2 separate regions of the Homo sapiens genome follow, and region 2 is linked to region 1. A link is an interaction called in ENCODE POLR2A ChIA-PET data of the cell type or tissue named here. Cell type or tissue: GM12878. All regions are shown on one strand. Links, peaks and the distances in the headings refer to the core of each region. The heading gives the core; the rest is flanking DNA. Region 1 has its middle 120 kb from the start of ZNF648. Region 2 overlaps CACNA1E (calcium voltage-gated channel subunit alpha1 E).

Region 1 (2,915 bases), core at 266-2,765:
TCTTGGCCGGGCGCGGTGGATCACGCCTGTAATCCCAGCACTTTGGGAGGCCTAGGCGGGCGGATCACGAGGTCAGGAGGGCGAGACCATCCTGGCTAACACGGTGAAACCTCGTCTCTACTAAAAGTACAAAAAATTAGCTGGGCATGGTGGTGGGTGCATGTAGTCCCAGCTACTCCGGAGGCTGAGGCAGGAGAATGGTGTGAACCCGGGAGGCGGAGCTTGCAGCGAGCCGAGATCGCACCACTGCCCTCCAGCCTTGGCGACAGAGCGAGACTCCGTCTCAAAAAAAACCAAAAAAACAAAACAACAACAACAAAACCAATTATTACATACACATAATAACGTATTTCAATAAAATAACTGTATTTTCCAAAAAAGTAATAAATGACGTTTTTTAAATTTTGCAAATCTTTATAATATCTTGCTTAATAGAAGGCAGCTCCATTCTCATATCTGCCTCTGTTTGAGTCTCATATCTGCCTCTGAGGACAGTGTAGGTCACATAGCCCTGGGAAGACTCCAGTGTACCCTTATAAGGGAATAAGAAGCCAAAGGCGGAATATGTCTTAGTATTACTATAAAAATAATTCTGACTTTGCAAAATCCCTAAAAGGTTCTTGGGACTCCCTGGACCACACTTTGCGAACTGCTGCTCAAACTCTATAAAGCATTAAGCCTTCAAAAGGTTCGTAGACATTAAACAAAAAGAAAGAAAAAGGCTGCATACTCAAATGACATTGAGAAAACAGGTTTCCTTTTTTTAACTTTTAAGTTCAGAGGTACGTGTGCAGGTTTGTTATATGGGCAAGTTGCATATCACGGCGGCAGGGGGTGCTGGTTTACAGGTTATTTTGTCACCCAGGTAATAAGCATAGTACCCGATAGTTTTTGATCCTTTGCCTCCTCCCACCTTCCACCCTCAAGGACACAAGATCATGTCCTTTGTAGCAACACAGAAGGAGCTGGAGGCCGTTATCCTAAGCAAACCAACACAGGAACAGAAAACAGGTTTTTATACCACAGGACTTGTGAGGCTTCCTGTTCAGGAGCACTAGGAAAACTACAGGTGCAGAAAGATGGAGGAGCTACTGCATTACACAAGATTGCCATTGGATGGCACTGCGGTTCCAGTCACAGGCAACCGGAGGCTCTGCATCAGGAAATGGCCCCTAGCTTGTGGAGGTCCACATGCCCCAGAGAGCTGAACTTACACAGGACACTGTTTTTGCTTTTTTTTTTTTTTTTTTTTTAATAGTGATTAAAGGTTTTCAGAGAGGGCAACATAAGCACGTTTCTTCTCAGTCCAGTGGGTGTTTTCCCCTTCACCCCCAGTTGTGGGCTTTCAGGTTGTCAAAATCAACAGTGAGGTTTGAAAGTACCTTCCAAGTTCATGACTCAGATTAGGAATCTGAGAAAGTCAAATGTGGAGATGACAGAGGCCCTGACCACAAAACATTAGTTATATGTAAAGGTCATGAAGAAACCAAGATGTTCTCAGCTAATATTCCCAGATCTGGCTAATACTGAGTTAATTTTACAAGAGTAAAAAATTAACTGGACTCCCCGAGAATATCTGCATTGAAGAGGGCAGTGCACATGAGGAAAAAGCTGTCCTGAGAGACCAAGGGCTCAGAGAGATGAGGGCTCCCTTCAGGTGCTAATAGGCTCTGCAAGAAGCCACTCAAATGATGGGAGAGCCTGATGGTGGTGGAGGAGTGACACACACTCTGGTCCATGGTGAGGCACTCAGCCTGATGGCAGTGTGGGGGTGACACATGTCCTGGTTCATGGAAAGACACAGAGAGAACCTGATGGTGGTGCGGAGGTGACACCCTGGTCCATGTTGAGGCGCTCACACAGAGAGCCTGTTGGCAGTATGTGAGTGATACATGTTCTGGTGCATGCTGAGATGCTCACACAGGCAGCCTGAGGGTGGTGTGGAGGTGACACATGTTCTGGTCCATGGTGACATCCTCACAAAGAGTAAGCCACTGGTGAACCATGAGCCGTCACTATTTTTCTGGGTTCTGCTGCTCTGTGCCAGCTGTCTAGCCGTGAAATTGGCTCTGGCTAGAACATCAACATTCAGAGGGTGGAGAAGGCCTCAGAACAAAGGTCTGGAGAAGGTTAGTGGCTGGGATATTTTTCAGGGCTTCAGTGTAGCATCTGAAGAGTGTTGGGGGAGAGTGTAGGCTTGAGAGGCCAGCTCCTGCCAGGTCTCAAGGAAATCTAGGCAGGCTGTGGAAGTTGGTCTTTGTCTTAGGGGTGGTAGAGAGCTACTGAAGGGTTGTAAGTCAGTGCTCTTGGATTTGCTATGTTCCAAAATGTTAATTGCTGTGATATGGAGATACAATTCATAAGGTGGTCAGTGACTATTAAGAGAGACAGGTATATACGTATAACTGTTTATACTTTCCTTGTGCTAGTTATTAACATCAACTTATTTAATCCTCTTTTCCTCCCAGTGAGGTAGGAAGTATTATCACCTCTTCTCTCTAGATGGGGAGACTGAGGCACAGAGCATTTAAGGGACTTTCCCACCATCTCACAGTCAATAAATGGTAGAGCCAGGATTTGAACCCAGTGAGTCTGGTTCCAGCAGCTATTTAACTACCCCATTATACTTCCTCACTAATTAAAGGGGGAAATGGCCTTGGAGTGCTATAGCTAGTTTGGAGACATCACTTGGGTACAGTGGGAACCCAAAGGAAAAAATGTCAAATCCTATTGGTATTGGGGTAGAGAAAGAGAGGGTGCAGTAAGACAAAAATTCATAGCTTGTGCTGAATCTGCCAGTGGAGTTTGTGTTGATTAAGTATATTGTGGGGTGGAGGAGAAAAGTGGGGGGACACTTAGAAGAAGCAAGGCTCGTCTCAGTACTGCAGGTAGTTACCTTTGTCCAGAGTCTAAGG
Region 2 (2,915 bases), core at 192-2,691, 310 kb after region 1:
AAATTAAATATTAAATATGTAACAAAGCCCACATCTGTAAATACAGGTGTTACTGACCTGATCCCCAGCATCCTAGCAAGAGGGGCATAAGCTCCTTGGGGGCCAGCCAATCCCCAGCAGCAGGCTCCTTTCAACACCTGCTCCCACCCCATGCCTTGACCAGGATGACACAGAGAGCCAGTGGCAGCACTTGGAATAAAAGCCAGCTCCCTTACTCCCAAACCTGTATTCTTGGGTTACTCTATACCCTCTATAAACTGGCTCCTCTGGAAATGTACGGATACAAGAAAAGAGGAAAGGCACAAGCATTGCTCATTCAGTGCAAAGAAACAGGTTAGCTCCCCACTCTTGCTATCCCTCAGGAATATCTCTGTGGAGACTACAGGGTGAAGAGAAGTTGAGAAAAGAGGTGTCATATGAAGAATGTGTAGCTGCCAATATTGCATCAGCTTATTCAATTCAAGGTGAATCTGGTTCAGTCTGAAGTCTTTGGGGCTACACTGGGATGAACTCTTTTAGAATATCAGACAGATTTGTTGCTGTTGATACCATCTCCTGCACTTCGTGCCCTAATTCTGAACTCCCCTGAAAATCTGAGTTCCAGTGGGATCTTGAGATCTACTTGAAACCTGAGGTAAATCTGATCTCCCTGGGCTTATGGAGTCTTCAAAGGGATCTAGGAATGCCCATGTGGATCATGTGTCTCCCACAAAGGATCTGTCAATGCAAAAAAGTGGTCAAGCCCGGGGTTCCTCAGCTCTCTACTTTCAGCTTGCAATGAGGGAATAAAATGGGCATTTTGCCAGTTGAGCTTTCAGTCTAATCCCTGGAAGCTGAAGATCTATCTCCTCCTCTTCCTCCCTCAGGTGCTCCAGGGTTTACTTCACACTGACAAGCACCATCCCACTGAGGGGGCAGGCAGGAGGCCTATCTCACCACCCAGCCATACTGCAACAACGCCCTCTCCTTCTGGGAATACGGCCCAGGCACTCCTCTGGAATCCTGAACACACTCCAGGCACCTCTCTTCTTGCTGAACACCACCTATGCTCAGAGCACGATGCTGGGGGAGCACACTGTGAGAGGACACCTCTGGTATCAGGCAACTTAAGATATATTCAGAGAGACTGAAAACTGCAAGGATTCAAGGCATAGCAGATGATATACAGGCAAGAAAAAAGACATTTAGAGAGGGGGATAGAGCCTGAAGGTTTGAATGGTCCTACAAGACTTTCTCAAAAGTCATCACCCTGGACCTGAAACATCAGAGCTCTTTCCAGAGTAAGTCTATTCTCAGAGGTCTCCAACAACAGCCCAGACTAATCAGCACACAGCCTGGGCTGCAGGACTACCTATAGTTACCTAATTAACTGAGGATCATGCACCTGGCTGGCAGCTCGGCCACCCTGGGCACCAGGCCGAGAAAGCTCCCCTATTCTGCAGCTATGCAGCGTCAGGCCAGGTTTGTTTGTTCTTGGAGAGTAGGCCTTCAAAGAGCCCTGGGGCTGAGGGTGAAAAACCCAGGGCTCCTGCCAGCCAGGCCTTCCAGCTGCCTGAGAGCAATTTCAGAAGGTGCTGGCCAGCCTGGCCTGGGAGGAATTAGGTCAGGGTCAGAAAAAACAACACTTGGGAGGTAAGCAGAACTTGAAACCAGTACACATGGACAGCCTCTGTTGGAGACCTCTGGCTGAGAATAGACTTACTCTGGAAAGAGCTCTAATGTTTCAGGTCCCAGGGTGACGACTTTTGAGAAAGTCTTGTAGGACCATTCAAGCCTTCAGGCCCTATCCCCCACTCTAAATGTCTTTTTTTCTTGTCTGTGTATCATTTGTTATGCCTTGAATCCTTGCAGTTTTCAATCTCTCTGAATACATCTGAAGCTGCCTGATACCAGAGGTGTCCTCTCACATGGTGCTCCAAGCATAGGTGGTGTTCAGTAAGAAGAGAGGTGCCTGGAGTGTGTTCAGGATTCCAGAGGAGTGCCTGGGCCGTATTCCCAGATGGAGAGGGCGTTGTTGCAATACAGCTGGGTGGTGAGATGGACCTCCTGCCTGCCCCCTCAGTGGGATGGTGCTTGTCAGTGTGAAGTAATTGACAAATGTTTTCTTTTTAAATAATAACCAAAGTAAGAGATGAATGAATATTAGGTTTTAAGGCGGGGTGGGGGGGCATGTTAATTACACTGCTTTGTCCCATGCATGAAGACAAAGCCCTCAGGAAGAGGTGGAGAGTTCATCTCACCTGGCACCACAGAATTGTTTTCTAGCTGGTTTGAACAACACTATGGCAAGACAGTAGCAGAAAAAGTGTACTAATCTGTTCTTAATTTCTAGGTACTTATTTTGTCTTTGTACATTAAATTACAAAGGCAATATGTATACAACTGCATACAAAGATGTATATAGAAAAAGTTACTTGCCCCCACCCTCCCCCCATTCCCATCCTGCTGTGGTAAGTGCTTATGGCCCGATGTGTTTTCTTCCCACCTATCTTCATGCACATTCAAACTTACACATAGCATTTTGCTATTTTTTTGAATGGGATCATACTATACACATTACTCTGTAACTTGCTTTTCTTATTTAAAAAACACACTGTGAATGTGCCTCCAGGACAAGCACCTAGATCTAAACTCATTAAAGTAGACCCACACAGACGCACAGAACCACAGGTAGGCAACATTCCACTAATCTTCCTACTCATGTTAGCCAATCTGATGGATAAAGAATTGGTCCAATTTATTGCTTTAATTTGCATTTTTCTGAGTTTTAGCATCATTTCAGGTGTTTATTGGCCATATGGTTTGCCTTTCCTTTGAATCGCTTACTCTCTTCCTTTGTCCATATTTCTATATGTTGTCTTTTTCTTATAAATGTATAGAGGCTCTTTATATATACTTATATTAGAATTTTTTTC

Evidence for each region. ChIA-PET counts read pairs that join two places held together with the same protein. Peaks named below come from ENCODE experiments on the same cell type or tissue, not always from the same donor. Only the 100,000 strongest peaks of a DNase experiment are listed, where the experiment ranks them.
Region 2: POLR2A ChIA-PET joins it to region 1 with 5 read pairs; 2 of 35 experiments call an interaction of 5 or more read pairs at or near these places.

What each region holds. Positions count from the first base shown.
Region 1 is chr1:181,935,354-181,938,268 of GRCh38, reverse strand. No RefSeq gene overlaps it. Among named protein-coding and RNA genes, the nearest start is that of ZNF648, 120 kb to the left of the region's middle. In GM12878, for the core only: a CTCF peak has its summit at 1,125 (motif pointing right); DNase peaks (open chromatin) are centred at 1,078 and 1,328; H3K27ac peaks cover 2,352 bases.
Region 2 is chr1:181,629,638-181,632,552 of GRCh38, reverse strand. The region is part of intron 6 of CACNA1E (calcium voltage-gated channel subunit alpha1 E); the gene reads right to left. Among named protein-coding and RNA genes, the nearest start is that of CACNA1E, 150 kb to the right of the region's middle. In GM12878, for the core only: no CTCF peak of the experiment used is centred there; no DNase peak of the experiment used is centred there.